Regions from separate parts of the Homo sapiens genome. Here region 2 is linked to region 1. A link is an interaction called in ENCODE POLR2A ChIA-PET data of the cell type or tissue named here. Cell type or tissue: A673. All regions are shown on one strand. Links, peaks and the distances in the headings refer to the core of each region. The heading gives the core; the rest is flanking DNA. Region 1 overlaps DCC (DCC netrin 1 receptor). Region 2 overlaps DCC (DCC netrin 1 receptor).

The links. Peaks named below come from ENCODE experiments on the same cell type or tissue, not always from the same donor. Only the 100,000 strongest peaks of a DNase experiment are listed, where the experiment ranks them.
Region 2: POLR2A ChIA-PET joins it to region 1 with 5 read pairs; 1 of 35 experiments calls an interaction of 5 or more read pairs at or near these places.

What each region holds. Positions count from the first base shown.
Region 1 is chr18:52,418,069-52,428,502 of GRCh38, forward strand. All of the region lies in intron 1 of DCC (DCC netrin 1 receptor), which reads left to right. It also overlaps the pseudogene VN1R76P. Among named protein-coding and RNA genes, the nearest start is that of DCC, 83 kb to the left of the region's middle. In A673, for the core only: a CTCF peak has its summit at 5,113; DNase peaks (open chromatin) are centred at 5,143 and 6,633; H3K4me3 peaks cover 811 bases; H3K27ac peaks cover 4,000 bases.
Region 2 is chr18:52,759,283-52,769,716 of GRCh38, forward strand. The region is part of intron 2 of DCC (DCC netrin 1 receptor); the gene reads left to right. Among named protein-coding and RNA genes, the nearest start is that of DCC, 420 kb to the left of the region's middle. In A673, for the core only: no CTCF peak of the experiment used is centred there; DNase peaks (open chromatin) are centred at 4,509 and 5,199.

The sequences.
Region 1 (10,434 bases), core at 3,511-7,510:
AGTTCACTTGCTCCAGGTCCTGAAAATTATTTAAAACCAACAGATCGTCAAAGGCTAAGAACACTTACTGGAGCTATTTTTTAATTCATTAAAGACTTCAAAAGCTAGAAATCACAATTCTGCAAGGTTAAGGAAAAAGAGAAATCTTAATTTCCTCTGCCATTAGTTTTTTAATAAATCCAAAAATACCCCTGGTGTATCTTGAGAATGTAGCTCTTCTCCATTTTTACCTAGTAAAAGCCATGTAATCTCATACATGAAATGAATAGATAAACTAATAAACATGAAAATGGCCTCTGTAGGCAGACAAGGTAGAGATCATTATACTAGTGCAAGCAGTGTTTTTGAGGCTGGAGCAGGCAGGGTGGCTTTTCCCTCAGAAGTTACGTACGTCCAAAAGGTTTGCAATGGCCAACTCAAACGAAAGTAAAGTTATGGCCAACTATCTGGGAAGGCATTTCCAAATGGCTCAAAGATGCCAGAAGCAGGAGGCAGGCCCAGGTTTTGGTTAGGGGAGATGGGGACAGAAGGTTGAGTCAAAGACCAAGGTGGTTTTCATCCTATACAGTCACAAGCAGTGGGTCCAACACATTCACAGGTGCAACCTCTCCCCCAGATTCTCCCCTGAGTTCAGAGATACCCAATAGATCCTTGGAGCTGCTGGCGCATGTCATAAGCTCCAATACAAAATATCCTAGGATGACGACAATGTTGTATGTAGTAATCCTGTTATTATCTAGTGAAAAACAGTATCCGAGATCCTTTTTCTTTTTCTTTCTTTCTTTCTTTCTTTTTTTTTTTTTTTTTTTTGAGATGGAGTCTCACCCTGTTACCCAGGCTGGAGTATAGTGACGCGATCTCGGATCACTGCAACCTCTGCCTCCTAGGTTCAAGTGATTCTCCTGCCTCAGCCTCCCCAGTAGCTGGGATTACAGGTGCACGCCACCAGGCCAGGCTAATTTTTGTATTTTTAGTAGAGACGGGGTTTCACCATGTTGGCCAGGCTGGTCTCAAATTCCTGACCTCGTGATCCACCCTCTTCAGTTCCCCAAAGTGCTGGGATTACAGGCGTGAGCCCCGGCGCCCAGTGGATTCTTCTTTGTGCTGCTTTTGCTGATCACTCGCCAGTCACATGCATAGAGACAATGCTATTTACCATCATGTTCAGGATGCAGCACAGGGTGTTGGAGAGTCCAGTGCATTTAGGAGCTTGTAGCTTCAGCTCTGCCCACTTGAAATTCATGGGGCTGATTATCTTGGCCTGCAAGATATTCAGAAAGCAGCTACTGGCAATGCACATACCTCTGCCCACTCTGTGAACATAGAAAACAAGTTTTCATCCAGTGTCACTGAGGAAATATTTCAACTTCAAAGCAGCCATTGTCTGTAGGACTTGATTAGAGAGTACGACCAAGGAATTGGCTACAGTCATGTGTTTGAGAATCAAATCTGTGGATCTTAATGTGCACCTGGTGAAATAAAGGAAACTATAACGTTAAAGAAGAAAGACATTTCCTAGGAATTCAACTATAATCTGAGATAAGAAGATCATTCCTTTTGCCAAATACCCCAGGGCATTTGTCATTTTTTCAGTGACTTTTATTTCCATTTAGAGTGAGAGGATCCTGCATAGAAACATGAAGTCTGCTTTAATGTGGAACCTGAAATTCACTTGTCCACTTATTGTTATTTCCACCTCCTTAATTTCTTATTAAAACCCATTTTTTCTTCCTCTGAATGTTTGCTATAAAAATAAATACATATATGGGAATTATATTAGTTTCATAAGAACATATACATACCATATCAGAGTTTTATATATAACAATCCCATAAGTAACAATAATTTCATAAAGTAAGCACTTTGTTATTCCCATTTTACAGGTGAGGAGAGCTTAGGTAAAGGAAGACTGAGTGACTTTTCTAATGTCCCCTCCTTGGAAGAGGCAGAGCCAGGAGTTGACAATGTATTTAACCATTGTGTGTTTCAACCTCTGACAAAGTTGTATTTTTCCAAATGTCCACATTATTTTTCGGTTTTGCATATCCTGTACATTTTTAAATAATGGTTGTGCATTTAGAAAAAAACAAGGCACCAAGATGGGGATGTTGCATAGATTGGGGAATCGGTTCTCAAGGAAAGAGAGTCAAGAGGAATAGAGCAAGGCTCAGAGCTGGCACACAATTGAAGAAACTCAATCTCTAGACCCAAGGAAAGCCCTGTGATGTTGCTGTTCTGGAATGCCCAGACTGTGCTTACCAGGATGTAGTGGCTCCTTAGAGGCACAGTGCCAGGCAAGCCATGTGATCTTGATCTAACCAGTTGAGGATCTAGGGGAGCATTTCTTAAAGTATGGTCCACAGTCTCCTACACCAGAATACCACAATGAGTGTTAAAAATGCCCATCTCCAGACCTGACTGCACACCTTGGAATGGATTTTGGGGCACCTTCCTGGGGGTGACTCTTAATGATACCAAAGTTTGAGAAGCTCTCATTTAGGTCATCAGAAGAAATGAACACGTGAAATCAATGACCCAGACAAGGCCAGAAATTTTACATGGGAAATCATGGGGCCAGATAGTAACAATAGTAATTGAGGAGAAATAAAGATAAATTTGAGCTAAGAGGTTAAAGCAGGTCTTGAAAGATGTGAGGAATTTTACTCAGTGAAGAGGTGGGAACATTCTTGGTGGGAGAAAGGGCCTCAAATGAAAACCCTTGGAGGAAGTCAGCCTGGCATCATGGAAAAGGCCTTGAGCTAAAATTAGGTTTAATGAGGATTGGGTTTAGAGGAGAGTGTTAGCATCTGGTGTGGGCAGAATAAATGTGATGGTAATGTTTAAAAGTGATTCAGGATTTAAGGACTTATTCAGATCAATTCACTTTCAGTGCTACAGGATTGCAAGCCCAGAATTCAGTGAATTCAGGACCTTGGTATTATTACTTTTGCTAAGTCATATTTTCACCTTATCGAATAATGATTCTCTTCAGTGCAACAGATACACATCTAACATTAGTGCTATATGAAATAAGGGGGAAACATAGAAAAGTTATTGAACTGTACAGTTCCTGTGCCTTGAATTTCATGTTCTTATGAGCCCCTGTAACTTTTTAATTTAAATGCTAATGCAAATAGCCCATAAAAGAGACAAGAAGAGAAAGTGCACATGCCTCTCAGAAATCATGTAGACAGGTAGACCAGGTGTCTGATGCGCAATCAAGATATGAAGGGCTGATGGTGGGTGGCTGCCATTAGAGGTGTCAGGGATAACGATGGCAGGTCCGATGACATTCCTAGTAACAGCTGCATATGGCTAACTATGAGGAGTGGCCCTTGCAGTGCCCTTCCTTTAGAAGTCCCTTATTCAAATGTGAGAACAGCAGAGATTCCCAGACTCCAAGGGCTGAAAGTCCCTTTTGTTTAATCCCTGTCCCAATCCCAGCCTTGCTGCTGCTGCCCCAGCCCTGCCTCAGGCTCTTGAGGGATGGTGTCTTTTCAGCACAAAACGCCACATCTGCTGCACTTTCTTGAAGCTCACTTCCACGGAGCATAGGGAATCAGGTGATCTTGGCACTTGAGCCTTCACTGAATTTGCTTTGAAAAGTTACCAAGTGGTTCTGGCATGAGAAGCATTCTTGATTAATTCCCCAGGTTGGTGGTCTCTTGTATTTGCCAAGAACCAGAGAGAGAGACCAACAGAATGGTAAATGTTTTTTGTTGTTGTTGTTATTTGTTTGGTTTGTTTTGTTTTAGTGATCCTTGTAGTATGTCTTTCTTTAGCACTTACCGGCCCAATGGCCCCTGCACTCCTTATCCTGCCTTTATGCAAACTTCTAACTGTCCAAAGCCTCAATAGTGACCCCATGAGACCCTATCATTTCTAGTAGAGCCATGCGTTTCAGACCTTTCTGAAGTATCTTCTTCTCATCATGTTTTAATAATGTTTTCCTAACACAGAATGTTTTCCTTTAAAGAAAACTGGAAAACAGAGAAAAATGAGAAAATATTTGCCAACATGTAGATAAAATATTTATTGCTTTAATCTTAATTTTTTTAAGCTTAAAAGGAAGGGATTAACAAAAAGAAAAGTGAGTGAATGCGTGAATAAATGAATGGACACAAATGACAAATAAATGTTTGATTTCATCTGCTTAAGGCCTGCTAAGTGATTGATTGGCAAATCTTAGAGAACAATTCACATCCAGATGTTTATAGCTAAAAATATCCTAATATATTTTCTCTGAGAGATACAAAAAGAATTCTGAGACTTGTGATAATATTTGCATGTCAGTGGAGCTCTTAGTCCCCTTAACATCACATCAGGATTGTCCACTCTGTTTTATTGGCTTAAATGTCCAGAACATGGCCCAGAGAAGAGCCTGTGACATTTATCTTCTGTATTCAATCCCACTTCATCTGCAAGATCATAGTTGGGAAGACTGTAGGTTGCCCCAGAGTAAGGAAGGATATACAAACTACAATGAATGTGCCTAGTAATATTTCTCACATTCATTCCAGGATATACAAACTACAATGAATGTGCCTAGTAATATTTCTCACATTCATTCCAGGATGACACAAAAAGGTTCATTACCAGATGTGCAATGCAAAGACAAGTGCTTTGTGAAGGTGGAAGAGAATAGCTAGGAGTCATGTAGAAGAAAGGAAGCGGCAATGGGGTGGGTTAAGAATTAGAGCAACATAGATATCCTATAAAATGGAATATGTGAAGAAGGTATAAGTGAACCCAAAGAAGGGTGCAAAGATACAAGAATGAGGAAGGTTGGTCAACAGCCACTTTTCTGGACTAGTCTGTCTTCCAGTGCTTCTCTTTGCCACTGTTTGGAGGGCTTGTGCAGGTGGTGGCAGGACCTTCAATTTGCAGACCTGTGTTAGGTAGGACAGAATTGGATTAGCCACTTAGTGACATTAATTTATTGAACAAAGTGAGTCAGAAAATTGAAAGTTCATCTTAATCCTTTAACCTCCTTTCCTGGGACACCTGGATTCATTCACCTATTTCATTAAAGCATAAGTGTATGGTACTTACATGTGTCATGCTCTGTATTAAAGCCTATGGGAAAAGCAAGGATAAATGTTGCTCTTCTGCCTGTAGGTGGCTAACAATCCTCATTGAAAAAGGCAGAAATGCCCAAGAAACCTATGCAGGGCACTATCGGCTGTATACACAAGTGCAGAAAAACAATGATAGAGAAGCCCTGCAGAGGTAGAGATATCTTCAAACTGGGGGATCTGCAAAGTCGTCAGAGTGGTGGGGTTGAAGCCTTGACTCTGGCAGATGGGAAGGAATTCTGACTGGGTCTGACCATTGGACCATGAAATGTCTGAAACACCTGCTTCCTATCCTCGGGAGGTGACTAACTCAGCTCAAGGCCTCTTGACTACACAGGCTTTCAAACCTCCAGCAGATGAACACAGAAGATGAAGTGGCTGAGATGAAGCCTGCTTTTCTCCTGTCAGAAAAAAAAAAAAAGTTTCCATTCTGTCAGTAGGCAGAGAGGGAATGAGAGAGCAAATTCTAGTCAAAAAATGACAATTGGTTTCTGTTTACACATATGTGCTGAGGGTTGTTTTCAAATCAAACTTCTGTAATCTATCCTCAGCTGTTGTGGTTTATGGCATTGATGAGTAAGAGCTTCTTTTGGAAGGAAAAGAAATATAATGCACAGGAGGGATCTTGAAATGTATTTTGGGACAGAACCACATTTCCTGAACATGTTTAAAGTGTGACCTTTTCTAATCTTTAAAAGTAAGATAACTTTTTGAAGATTAATATGTTATGAGTATAAAATAACCCTCTGGTAATGCTGTGTGTGAATGGCAGGAATATTTTTTTCCAAGACCCTTTCGCTTCCGTTCCGATAATGTCTCTAGGACCAAGAATGGTTTCTTGTTCATCCTTTCTACCAAAAGTCCAGGATATGGCTCAGAGGGTGGTGCAAGTTCAGTAGATTCTTGTTCTGGGCTCCTTTGTGGATGTTGATGAACTTCTATGTGTATGAAAATTGGTTTGCTTATTTTATCAGTCTTCTAATTGGATTTGCATTGCATTGGATCTCACTCAACAAATTTGCTTTAAAACTGAATATTATATTAAAACCTACCATGTATTAGGCACTCACTGTGTATCAGGTAGTATGCTAAGTATTGTACTGCTTAATTTCCACAATCACCGTTCGTGCTGGGAGCTATTAGTACCAGTTTCCAGATGATGCATTTGTCTGTTCCCCAGAGCAGGGATCAGAACCAGCACCTTTCTAACTCTAAAGTTCAAGCTCACAACCAGTAAGCCATATTGCCTCACGTACTCCTTCTCAACCATATCCCTTCTTCCCTAAGGGACAAAGTTCGTAGGGGAAGCACAAGTGCTAGAGAGGAAAAGCCATGGGTATTTTAGATATATTTAGTGCTTTTATCAAATAAGTAGGGCATGGTTTTTCTCCCAATATTTCCTGAGTTAAATTATAGATGTTTTGAGCCACATAGAGCGATGTTAGTGGTAGAGCTAAATCAGGCTTTGGCTTCTAATCCAGCCCTCCAACTAGGCAACAGGATCTGCCTAGATCCTAATTAAGAAAGTGCCACATTTTTTCTAAATTGTGCAAAGCCCTTATTGAGTTACCTCTGCCAGTTCACAATGGGAGAACTGATGGTTGGGGAAATTGGAAGTCCTGATACAGATTATCTGCATGGGGTTCAGACGATGCCAGTCAGTGGGTAACTTCCTTCTACGTATCAAACCCAAGATTATTGCCAAAGTATCTTATTTATGTTATATTTCTTTCTATTTTTTTCCATTCATTTTTTATTATCTCTCCTGATTTCCTTTTCTTTTTTATTTTCTTTTTATTTGTTTAATTTCATGGGGGTACAAGTATAATTTTGTTACATGCATAGATGGCATACTGGTCAAATCAGGGCTTTAGGGTATACATTGCCTGAATAATGTACATTGTACCCATTAAGTAATTTCTAATCATCCATTTTTTTCCTACCATTTGATGGATAGTGCTGATAAGTTTAGATATTTCCTGTATTAGAAAGTTAATAGGCTCCACTAGCTTAGGCATAACATTTATAAGCTATGTTACAAAATAATACACTGGCAAAACTCATGTAGTTCTGATGTTACTTGTCAATTTTCTCCTAAGGAGGTATTAATGAAACACATAGTTGGGTGTGGCTAAACTGGTGTCCCTCTTCTCTTTCTGCTTCTGTCATCCTCAGATAGATCCCTGAGTGTCACGGGGCTCTAAGTCTCATGATGATCCATGTCTCCTTGCGTTAGACTGGTTCCCTACCTAAACCAGAGCCATTGCTCAAATTGCAGAGTTTCAGTTGGTGTCTGAGGTGATTTCAAGGTTGGTGCTACCATGCAAAGATGGCTGGCTACAAGTATGCCATGTGCTATCAGCACGTTCTATGTCCCACTACACATGCATTTATACACTGGGAACGTTATGACTATACTGCACAGCCAGTAGAAAATTGGCAACCTCCATTGCCAATATCTGTAAAAATGCTTGCTTGTGACTACAGTCAGCAGGGTTTCGTAGGCCTTCCTGAAGTTGAATAAGAAAAGAAAAGTAAAACATTTTGGGACTTGGAGGATTCTTCCCACCCTCATTCATTGGGATCCCAGGAAAAAAAGCAAAGTGTTTGGAGGCAAACTGAGTTTAAATTCCAGCTCCACTCATAGAAATTATGTGACTTTGGCTTGTGGTGTATTAAGTTCTCATACATAATAGGAAGACAATACCTACCTCCCATGGTTGTTGAAAGAATTTAATGAGTGTTTATTGCCTATGCACATACATTACAGTCAATAAATATAATATTCTCTGTCATCTTTGTGGTTTTCTAATTCCTGATATCAAGTGTTACCCTAAACATTAGGCTCAAGATCTCACTGTTGTTATCTCAGTGAGGTTCTTCAACTCACACAGAAGCACATAGCAATTTCTATTTCTAAGGCTCACCTTAGAGATCATCTAGGATTAGATTTGAGTTTATGACTAAAATGTTGTAGTTTTGAAACAGCTTTCAACAAGCAGCCTGTACCAGCCTGATCAAAGCACTTGTGCCTTATGATGGTGGTGAAAAGCTGTGTCCTCCACCCTATCATCTCCACGGCAATGAGAACATAATGAAGGTGGCTGATTGTGCATGAATCATTCCTTACTAAAGTCAGCTGTAGTGCCAGAATTTTTTTTTTTTTTTTTGGCATCGCTTACTCCAACTTGACAGCTTGAGCTAAAGCTCTACCCCATTTGACATCTTTGAGAATCTTCCTTTTCCCTTTGTAAACTTAAACATACGTGGTCGTGGTGTAAGGACCCAGTGGGCACAAGAGTTATATCTAGAAAACTGTGTGATGACCAGTTTTATCTACACTGAAAAAGAGTCTATGTTTTCCCAGAAATAAACCCCCAAAGAAAGTGGACAGATTTGCAAACAAATCAATAATCACCCCAGCAACCACCGACAAAAACCTACAAGGCAAATATCTGTTTAATAGGCCTGATATTGCCTAACATACACTGATAGTTCTGAGAAGAGAATTAATTCTGTTTGATCTGCTTTAGTTAGTCTTTGTAGAGGATACCTTGTTGCCAGCATGTAAATAGGTGAGGATTTACAAACAGCTTGGTCATTGTGCAATTTTATATTACTTTTTCAAATGGCATGTGGAATGTGGCATTATTTTTTGTTATCAGAGAAATTGAATTTGAAGATTAGTAACTATCTGTGATTATAATAACAAAAAATCCATTTTGGTTAAAAATAATAATAACGATTCATTGAATACTTACAAGGTTTCAAGCACTATTCTTAATTCTTGGTATACTTTATCTCCCAAATCCTGACAATAGTTCTATGACGTAGGTGCTGTTTTTAATTTGCATTTTTATAGAGACAAAAACTGAGGTTTAAAAGTTATATAACATGTTCAAGATCATAGAACAACTTAATGGTGAAGTAAGTACTGTAATCCAGATCCAATCTCCAAGTCTACATTCTTAGCCCTTTCACTAAGTACTTACTACTGGAAGGGAAATTAGAGATGAACTAATATCACCTGCTCATTGTCATGAAGATAAAACTGAAGTCCAAAGAGCTGAAGTGATTTGTCCAAAGTCACATAGCTACCTAGTGCCAAATCCAGAATTAGAACTGAGATCTGCTAATGTTCGTTAAGATCAATATATCCCTTTCCCCTGCACTACATCCAGGGTTATTTCTCTCTGTTAACTCTATGATCACTTTTTGAGAATTTTTTTTAAAATCTTTTAAGAAGGAAGGAAGAGAAGGAAAAAGGAGGATATGGAAGGAAGGAAAGAGAAAAAAGAAAGTTGAAATTCAGATTTGGATCAGTTATACCCAACAAGATGTCAGGTTTGCACAGTGGAGGGTCTGAGTCTGAGCCTCATGACAAAGCAGAGGGTGTGCGACTGCAGATATTGAAGACAAATATACTCCCAATCTAAAGGATCATCTGTTTTTAGGATGATTCCTCTTGTAAGGAAAGATGTTGGCACTTGTCAGCCAGTACCTATAAGGCCCCCTGAAGGTGATTTTCTTACTCCCATCATGATAAATTCACTCTGTTTCAATCAGGGTGTGCAGGGTCCAAGGCCAAGTTCTTTTCCTCTTTTCAAAGTTCAGTGCCTTCTTCCTCATAGAAATCAGAGAATGAGGTAAACTAACTTTCTTTTCTTCCTTTCTTCCTTCCTTCCTTCCTTTCTTCCTTCCTTCCTTCCTTCCTTCCTTCCTTCCTTCCTTCCTTCCTTCCTTCCTTCCTTGGCACATCTTTTGAAACACTCAAAGTATTATCTCACGCAGCTGATCTGGAGCCAAAAGGCAAGCACTCCACCAAAGTAGCTCTTGTTCAACAAAGTCACGTCTCTAGGACCAAATTGTCTTGGCTTCGTGGCTCATGTGTTTATTCCCCTTGGCCTGGCATTTTGAATGCTACTGTCCTTATCAATCTCTTTAAAAAATCTTCTTGCATTTCTGTTTTATCTTCTCTCTCTGCAGCCCCTTCTTTCTCCCTTAGTTCTACTTCCACTAAAATTGCCTCTCTACATGCATATTGATCAGCTTTCTGATTTCTTTCCCTGAGAATATTCATTGCTGTCCTGCTTAATGACAGGTTGGTGAGCAGAATTATGTTTAATTCAAGCCATTTTCACCAACCTGTTCTTTGACTCTTTTACATGAAGCCTTCAGAGAGTGTGTCTACTCCGTTAGTACAAGAAAAGTAGAAAGAAATGTCTGCCCTTGTGTCATAATAAGATTAAGTAAAAATGTAACAAATGTGTTTGTCCTAATTAAGAGGATACAACATCATAGAAAAAAAGGTCTTAGGCAGACCTACAAGGAGATACATTTGACTTGGAGAAGATTTGTG
Region 2 (10,434 bases), core at 2,899-6,898, 340 kb after region 1:
AAATTAAAATACAAATATATTCCTGAAAAATATGCAGAGTGAAAAGACATCTTCTACATTATAAAATTTACAATAGAGAACTTGACAAGGCTTTTTATAGTAGAAACATCAACAAAATAACCTAAAAAAAATTTTCAACCTTTCATTTCCTTTTCTTTGTTATGAATTCTAATTCATGTGACAATGGAAATAGCTAATTATTCATTCTAAATTTAATCAGTATCTTAAGAGCTCTGTTCTTTTATTCAACTCTTAAGCTGTCTACAGTTCGATTTTGCTGGTACTGTAATGAAAATGCAAGAGAAACATCTAACACAACTCAGTAATAGTAACCAAAAACTCTTTTGAATTTTAGAAAACCTTTTTGGAATACAAAAATTTAAGTTTCTTGAAAAACGTCAAGATAAAAAAGATTCAAATCATAGTAATGTGAGAGAAAATAATGTAATATCTGTTCCTTTACATCACAAGGAAAATATATTACACTGTTAATCTTGTTAATCTTTAACAAAACACAGATTAACAAGAAAAAAGCATAACAAATTTATTTAAACAAAGTTATACACAAGTAACTTTCAGAAATGAAGACCCAAACCCCTAGGGAAAGCTTTATATTTTTATGCTAAGTCTTATCAGAGAAGTGGAGAATTGTGGAAAAACATGATTGGACAGAGAGCATAGACAAATGGAAATAAACTGGGGGAACTTGAGTAAGGTCTGATTGTTCAAATAATTGTCTGCACCTCTGTATGATATTCCTTCCTGTATTAGTCTGTTCTCACACTGCTATAAAGAACTGCCCAAGACTGGGTAGTTTATAAAGGAAAGAGGTTTAATTGACTCACAGTTCTGCAGGGCTGGGGAAGCCTCAGGAGACTTGTAATCATGGTGGAAAGGGAAGCAAACATATCCTTCTTCACATGGCAGCAGGAAGGAGAAGAATGAGAGAAGTGCAGAGTGAAGTGGGGGAAAGCCACTCATGAAACCATCAGATCTCATGAGAACTCACTATCATGAGAACAGCATTGGGGAACAACCCCCATGGCTCAATCACCTCCCACGAGGTCCCTCCCACAACACGTGGGGATTACAATTTGGGTTACAATTCAAGATGAGATTTGGGTGGGGACACAGAAGCAGACCATATCACTTCCCCGGCTATGGGGCAGGACTCCTGTCACATGAGGGTTTCTTTTATGGACAGCTCTCACATAGAAAGGTGGGAGATAGTCAGAGCGTGACCTCCAAACCACCACATTTTGGTGTAGCATGTCCTGCACCCCATCATTAAGTAGAATAATTGTAGCATTACATTAGATAGCACAGTTATACAATTCTGATGAAATAATGATGGATAATAACTTTATGAACCTATTTCTGGTACTGATTTTTGTCCTATTTTTATGTGTATGGTAAAATATATTATTTGGACTCAATAACTGTATACAAACACATTTGAATTAAGATATTAATATTAGATACAAAGCTTTTCTACAAAGTAAAGAGACATCAAAACCTAGAGTGTGTCCTGGAAGCCAAGTAAATTAATTAGAGGAAATCATGGAAAATCTCAGTGTATGGTACTTCAACCATCTTAAACGTCTACTGTCATAAGCAGTATATATAGATGAAAGTAATGAATACAGTTAGTGAACACAATTACTTATCTCCCTGTAAAAAGTTATTGTTAACAGTCTTTATATTTATAATCTATATCTGCATACTCTATAATAAGCAGTCTAATACATTGGTCATTGTATTAGTCCATTTTCACACTGCTGATAAAGACATACCAGAGACTGGGAAGAAAAAGAGGTTTATTACAGTCTACATGGCTGGGGAGGCCTCACAATCATGGCGGAAGGCAAGGAGGAGCAAGTCACATCTTACATGGATGGTGGCAGGCAAAGAGAGAGCTTGTGCAAGGTAACTCCCCTTTTTAAAACCATCACATCTTGTGAGAGTTATTCACTACCATGAGAACAGTATGGGAAAGACCTGCCTCCATGATTCAATTACCTCCCACAGGGTCCCTCCCACAACATATGGTAATTCAAGATTAGATTTTGGTTGGGACACAGTCAAATCATATCAGTCATTATGCCTATCATTGCTAAATTTGCCTATTATTTGGTAGAGGTAAGAGAATAAATCAGAAAAAGCCATTTGGATTCATGAAAGAGCGAGATAATTTTGACCTAGCAAATCAGTTGTTTTGGACCTTGAATCATGAAGTTAACATAAAACAATAACAATAAAACAACAATGATAAATATTTCTGATAGAAATTCAATAATCAGAGTAGGTCCCAAATTTCCAAATTTATCTTTTCATTCTATGTTATACTGGGAATGAACAAACACAAACCCATGCACACACACACACCTGTGACTCTTAGTGCTCTAGCCCAGAGTTCTTTGGAAGTTTCCTGTTAAAAGACAGAGCCTTAGCCTCAAAGGTCAAAGCGCTTCCACTGAAAAACCTTGTTTGAAAAATTCCCTCTGTAGTCTCAGCTACTCGAGAGGCTGAGGTAGGAGAATGTCGTGCACCCAGGAGGCAGAGCTTGCAGTGAGCCGAGATAGCGCCACTGCAGTCTGGCCTGGGTGAAAGAGTGAGACTCTGTCTCAAAAAAAAAAAAAAAAAGAAAAAAAAAAAGAAGAAGGAAAAAAAAGAATTTCCACAGCATCTGAGGAGCAGCTTTTAGGTCCACAGAATTTATCACAGGTTCTTAACCAGCGCTTATTGTGAAATGTAACTCAGGTATCTCTAATTGGGCCAGATGGAGCTATGGAGTTCTAATTTCTGGAGGGCAGTTAAGCCTCAAAGTTTGGTTTCTCAGAGTAGCATGTCTACCTTCAGAATCCCAATGAGCATGTGTCAGAGAAAAGTCACATTTAAATAGTTTGATAGGCTGGGCATGGTGGCTCATGCCTGTAATCCCAACATTTGGGAGGCTGAGATGGCAGGATTGCTTGAGCCCAGGAATTCAAGATCAGCATGGGCAACATAGTGAGACCACTGTCTCTACAAAAAAATAAAAAATTACCTGGCTATGGTGGTGCATGCCTGTAGTCCCAGCTACTTGGGAGGCTGAGGCAGAAGGATCACTTGAGCCAGGAGATCAAGGCTGCTGTAAGCTGTGAGTGTGCCACTGCACTGCAGTCTGAGTGACAGAGTGAGACCTTATCTCAAAAAAAAAAAAACAAACATTTTTTAAACAAAAATTTAAAAAATATTTGATAGGTCTCAGTATATCTGGGGCTGGGAGTGGTGGCTCATGCCTGTAATCCCAACACTTTGGGAGGCTGAAGCAGGAGGATCACTTAAAGACAGGAGTTTGAGACCAGTCTGAGCAACATAGCAAAGTCCCATCTCTACATAAGATTTAAAAATTAGCCAGGTATGGTAGTACATGCCTGCAGTCCTAGCTACTTAGGAGGCTGAAGTGGGAGGTTGCTTGAGCCCAGGAGTTTGAGGCTGCAATGATCTATGATTGCACCACTGCACTCCAGCCTGGGCAACAGAGTGAGATCACAACTTAAAAAAAAGATGGTCATATATGTGGGATATAGTTTGTGTGACAGGATCTGTATTCTATCACATCTGCATATTTCCCGTGATGATCTGTAAAGGAATGAGTTTACACTATTTACATCCTAACTTAGGTTACCCAGAGATATTTAGATATAAACACAGTACACAGACACATTCACACACCTTTCCATTTAGATGGCTCTTCCTAGATAAGCTTCTGTATCTTCAATCTACTGATGAACACCATGGTCATAAAATCTGCTTGTTGATTTATAACTCCTGTTCTTTTCATACACATTTTAAAAATCTGCTTTAAAAAATCAGTTTCATTGTAACCCTGAGGCTTTATCACCCTTGAAACAGGCTGCTCATCAGGTTCATTTACTAAGATTTTACCTGAAACACTTCACCAACTAGAAACCTATTTAAGAAAGTATGTTAAAGATTAATAAAGCCTATATAGCTTCAACATTAAATTTCAGTGCTGGTTGGTTTTATTGGATTGGATTTTTGTGGTCCCTTTTGCAAAGGAATTCATCTCCAAAGGCTGAAACATGACATAAAAAATAATTAGTATTTCTTTGATGCAGAAGGCACAGGTTCCAGGAGCATCCTTTGAATCCCACAGTGCATTGGGCACTCCATGAGCCAACCTTGTGGCTATTTTTCTAAAGTTGTTTCCAGTTATGTCCCAGCCCAGGAGTGGCCAGGTTTGGAATATGTAATTGCAGATAAAATAAATGTTCTCTTCCACCTCAGTATACACATTGTGAATATCTGGGATTTGTTTATTTGTTTTTATTGGGAAATAGTTTATATACCATAACATTTACCCTTTAAAAGTATATAATCCAGTCACTATTAGAATATTCATAAAATCGTGCAACCACCACCACTATCTAATTCCATAACATTTTCATCACTCCTATCTCCCCTTCTGCTCCTGCTCTGGAAAACACTTATCTACTTCCTGTCTTTGCTATTTAACATAAATGAGATTATCTGATTATCCTGTGGCTTGTTTTTTCACTTAATGATATATCTTGGGCATCTTCCTATATTTGTTCTTACAGATCAGTTTCATGGTTTTTAATTCCTGCATAATATTTCATGGTTTATGATTCACATATTGAAAGCTATTCTATTTGTTTCTGAATTTTTGCTTTTGCTAATAATTCATTAATGAATGTTCTTGTATTTAGTAAATGCTCTTCTGTACATACCTTTGACAAGTCTTCTTCTTACCTAGTGGTGTAATGACTTAATCAAACGGTATGAACATTTTGATAGAAACTGGTATATTCAAGAGCATTTTATTAGCCTGGACCTAAACATTGTAAGCCAGGATTTGTTTTACTGCTATTGACTGAGCATATAGAGCTGGGTTCTTCTTAACTTGTAAATATCATTGAAGCCTACTGCCTACTCTGATAAGAATAGTGACGAGTTGACACTGTTAATGAATAGCCATAGGCATTTGTCAGAGAGAATCTTATACATGGAAACCTAGAGGAATGCATCTCATCCATGTCCTGGGTTTCTGACTATGGTTTGGATATTCATCCCCTCCAAACCTCGTGTTGAAATTTGATCCACAAGGTGGGGCCTAATGGGAGGTGTTTGTGTTATGACAGTGGATTTCTCAGAATGGCTCAGTGCCATCCTCACAGTGATAAATGAGCTCTTGCTTTATTAGTTCCCAGGAGAGCTGGTTGTTAAAAAGAGCCTGGTGTCTCCTCCCTCTCCCTCTTGTTTCCTCTCTTATCATGTGATGTCTGTACATGCTGGCTTCCCTTCACCTTCTGCCACAAATGGAAGCAGCTTGAGGCCCTTATCAGAAGTAGATGTTGGCACCATGTTTCTTGCACAGCTTTCAAAACCGAAAGCCAAATGAACGTTTTTTCTTTATAAGTTATCCAACCTCAGACATTCCTTTATAGTAATACACATAGTCTAAGACAATTTTCCATGTACTGATTTGTGTCTCTTCTGCTGTCTGTAAAAAGAAGTTTCTAGTAGATATCACTCCATGAACTATCTTGGGATTCCTCTTAGGTCCAAAATAACAATTTTTCAGGCTCTGTATATAATGTCAGACCCCATAGAGTCACATCAGCATACCATAGAAGAATGAGAACTCTTTCTGGTGGCCTAAATGTCTTTTAGCATCTGAGTCCTGCCTATACCTCTAGCCTCATTTTCTTTTCTTTTTTTTCTTTTTTTTTTTTTGAGACAGATCATTGCTCATGTTGCCCAGGCCGGAGTGCAGTGATGTGATCTCAGCTCACTGCAACCTCCGCCTCCCAGGTTCAAGCCAAGTAATTCTCCTGCCTCAGCCACCTGAGTATCTGGGATTACAGGCATGTGCTAGCACTCCTGGCTAATTTTTTTTTTTTTTTTTTGTATTTTTAGTAGAGATGGGGTCACCATGTTGGCCAGGCTGGTTTTGAACTCCTGACCTCAAGTGATCCTCCTGCCTTGGCCTCCCAAAGTGCTAGGATTACAGGCATAAGCCACTGCACCCAGACTCTAGCCTCATTTGTAACCAAATCCATACTCATCTCTTCATGTTTTACAGCAATTTGATAAATGTGCATTCTGGTGCCACGGCTTTGCACCCTTTATTCTATATGCCTTATTCTCTCATACATCATGCTAGCTCTTGCCTTTTCTTCCTCAGACTCAGTTCTTGCAACCCACCTTCAGGAACCTTTAACTGGCCCCCTAGACTAGGAGAGGCTCCATCTTCTTTGTGCTCACCGTAATCTATCCTTCCCTCTGTCATTGCATGGAGCATATTACACTGTATCTTTACAAGGCTCCTAGACAAACACGCCTCCTTCCCTGGCCAAAGATCTCATAAAGACACAGACCATGTTACATTTGTCTTAGCTTCCCTAGGCAGTGAGACTCCACAGAACCTTGCTAGTTGTGTGGGGTAACACGGTGGTTAGGGACACAGGCTTCAGAGCTAGTCAGCCTCAGAATCTATCTCTTGGCCATTCACTAGTTCTGCAAACTTGGGACAACCATGGAAACGTTCTGGGCCTAGTTTTTTCATGTATTAATGGCTATGAGATAGTGTCTATCTTCTATGCTTATTGTGAAGATTACCAAATAATGCTGAACAGAGGACCTAAAACATAGTGAAGCAGGACGTTTCCCTGACCCCTTCACTGGACTCGCAACAGGGGTTCTTCCTTTACTCAGCCCACTGCTCTCAACTCCTTGTGGAGGGAGCGTACAAGTGAACAAGTCAGCAACTGGAGTACACAAGTGCTAGAACCAGTCGGCCATTTTGGTGCCGGTAGGATCAAACTCTAATCACTAGACCTGCTGCACACCCTTCACAGGAGGGAGCGCACAAGCGAGCAGGTACAGGAGCCAGAGCAAGCACTTTTGGGCGCCAGCAGGAGCAAACTCTATGCAGGCCCCATGGCAGCATCCAGGTGGGGTGCCTGCAATTCCGGAAGGCCCAGAGGGTGTGTTACAGTGCTTTCAGCTCTGCCATCTGCAGACAGCTTAAGTGTTAGCAGCTCAGTGGGCCCATAGCTACCCTCTGCCAACTAAGGCAAAGAGCCAGTGTGACAGCCTCCTGTATCTGCACTCATGGCTCCCAAGCTCTTGTCCAGCATCCAGGAAATATAAGGTTGCATGAATAAATTGAAGGATGGTAAATGTGGGGGATTTTATTGCCGATGAAAGTGGCTCTCGGTGGGAAGAGAAGCTGAAAAGAGTACAGTGTGGGGGAAGGGTAGGTAATCTTCCCTTGAAGTCTGGCCATCTCTGGCTGAATTCTTTTTTGAAGTTATGCCATCAAGCTGTTCCTCTGAAGTCAAGCCACTTCTCTCCAATCATCCGGCTGCTTCTCCCCTCTGCTGGCTGAGTATGGGGTCTTTACAGGCACATGATGAGATGCGGTGGGGCCATGGGTGGTTTAGGAAAAGGCAACATTTGAGCAGGAAAACAGGGATATAAGTTCTCCTTTTAGGTGGTGATTTCAGGCTTTTTAGCTTGAGGGTGAGATTTTGTCAGGGACCGACCCTTTTCTGCCTAGAATTTCTCTGTTCCCTGTCCCCATCAATGGTAAAAGCTCAATAAGTGAGGCTTTATGAAAAACAGAAAATCAGGGTAGTATTAAAGATTCCCCAGGTACCTTGCAGCAAATAGGAAGAGAGAATCCCCATGAAGAAGGCTTTTTCTATGTGGGGACACATATCCTGTGTCTTTGCTGCTCTATGAGTATTGGCCTGTTTCCCATGCAAAGTTTGTTCTTCCCCATCTAGGTGGGCCCTCTGCAAACATACGAGATTATATTTATCTTTTTAAAGTTCTTAGCACCAATATTGTAGGATCAATACTTCTGCCTGAAGTAAATAGGATCAATCAAATAATGACTGTGCTAGAAAGTAGTTGGATAATACTCAGGGTTCATGATTTTTTTATTTGATGATATTGAAACACATCTCTTTAACCTCACTTAGCAAAAGTCAGAAGTAAAGTTTGTCATGGCTTTGAAGAACTTTCTATGGGTCAGCAAACCTTGGGACAATTTCACTACATTCTAGGAAGGCATGTAAACTACCTATTGGCCAGCTACTCCAGGCAGCCTTTAACATATCACAAAAGTAAATGGTCATTACAGACATAAAAATAATGGGGTCAAGAGACTCATGCTTATTATGACTTGAATTAACAACTATGTTTTCACACAAATCTTCATTATTTATAACTGGCTTAGACAATTATCCCTCCTTTTACGCTTGTTGGTTTCTTGTGTTCAAAAACTGCAAGCAGTTACTTTATTTTGCCCGAAGGTCTAAATTTGTTTCTTCCAACACTAAGCCATTTTTCCCAAGTCTTATTTTTCCCTTGAATTTGTGTAAATACCTGTAGTACAAACGTTTCACTTTAAAAAAGGGCTTTTTAAAAGCCGTTTTTCTAGGAAATATTTTAATAATCAGCATTATTTATGTTGCCTGTGTAGTTATGTAAATAATTTCAGCCTTTCCTCACAAACAACTCTTATAACTTAACATGCCTTCAGAAAATGTGAATAAGATTACCAGATAATGCCTCCCCAGTAAGCATGTTAGCACTTCAGGAAGAAAATGTGAGTGCTGAGTTGAGAATGTGTGTTAGGCACAATGACAATAACAAGGAGGATTACAAATGAAATAGCGCTACAAATAGCACCACAGTTTGGAGGAGGAAAGCAATTTGGTGAAGTGAAAGATGTTAAATGTTTTAATTTTCTTCTATGCCAGTAAAATCTTGTAAAACAAGGTGACATATTAAATTTTCTATACTACAGTCTCTCCAAGAGCCTGTCAACATTTTCATTGTAAACTCTATTTTCAGAGCTTTATAACTCAGCATTAAGAATTCACTCTGGCTTGACATTTAGAGTGTAAGGTCTTACCTGGGGAACATGTGTTTCATATGTTTTAAAAATTACGAGTTTATCCATTTCTCAGTTTATAATGAGTAACCTTTTCACACTTTTTCCCTTGTCTGCTGTGCCTCAGAAATTGCAGGGAGAAGGCTTACCTATGGTAAATCGCCAATGGGGGAAGAATCTACAGATGTGGTCAACACAGGTCAGGGCTGCTGATTTTCATTACTGAAACTCACAAAGAGCTTCTGTAGAAAGCAAAGAGCTCTGCTATGCTGCCCTCAACATTTCAGACTAGACTTTGTGCTATCCAAGGGGTATATTTTACCACGACAAAAACCTGACTGATTGCAGAATTCTTAGTCCCCTGTCTGTTTATTTCAACATTTGTATTATGTTGTGTCTGGCATAAGACCTTTTTCTAAAGCTTTACAACATACACCCTAATCTTGCTTCTTTGTTTTTAAGTCTTCTTTGCATGTGTTTGTGTGCATGTGTGTGTGTGCATGTGGTTTATTTTCCACCTTTCTGTCATTATTTAGCATAGGGAGGTTTTCAGTCAATATTATTCAGTAATACGGCTACCCTCTTTATACCTTGAAATACCTACAGTTTAATCTCTGGAAGAATTAGTTTTTAGAAAGTTAGAATTAGAAAAGGGTGAGGGAGAAATAAACAAGGAAGCAACAGAAGAGAAAAATATCTGTGGCCATTTGATATCAGACCTTAAAATGTCTTGAGGACTGAGTAACTACCATGGCTTCCCAAAAGGATCATATGTGGGTTGTCTAGGAAAAAAATGGAATTCCTTCAATAAAATACATGGTAGCAAGTCTTCAGTTCTAGGTTATTTCAGGAGAATCCTAGAAAATCATCACTTCCTGATATGTATTGAGAATTATTTCACTCCCACCTAATTGCATTGTATTTTACATGGCTGACAAATTATCTTCCAAAGTGGATATACCATTTTGCATTTCCACTAGCAATTAATGACAGTTTGTTGCTCCACATAACCTTCATCATTTGATGTCAGTGTTCTGACTTTTGGGCATTCTAATTAGACGCATAGTGGTATTTCACTGTTATTTTAATTTATCACTTCCTAATGACATATGATATAGAATATCTTTTCATATGCTTATTTGCCACCAGTGTGTCTTCTTTGGTCAGATATATGTGCAGGTCTTTTACCTGTTTTAAAATTGAATTATTCATTTTTTTCTGAGTGTTAACAATTTTTGTATATTTGGTTTGAGAGTCCTTTATCAGATACGTCTTCTGTAAATATTTTCTCCTGTTCTGGAGCTTGTGTCTTCATTCTCTTGATGGCATCCTTCATGGAGCAGAAGTTTTTAATTTTAATGCAATTCAGTCTATCAATTATTTCTTTCAAGGATCATGCCTTTACATATTGTTGTATCTCAAAAGTTGTCTAAAAGCCATCTCTATACCCAAGATCATTTAGACTTTCTTCTATGTTTTCTTCTAGTTTTATAGTTTCA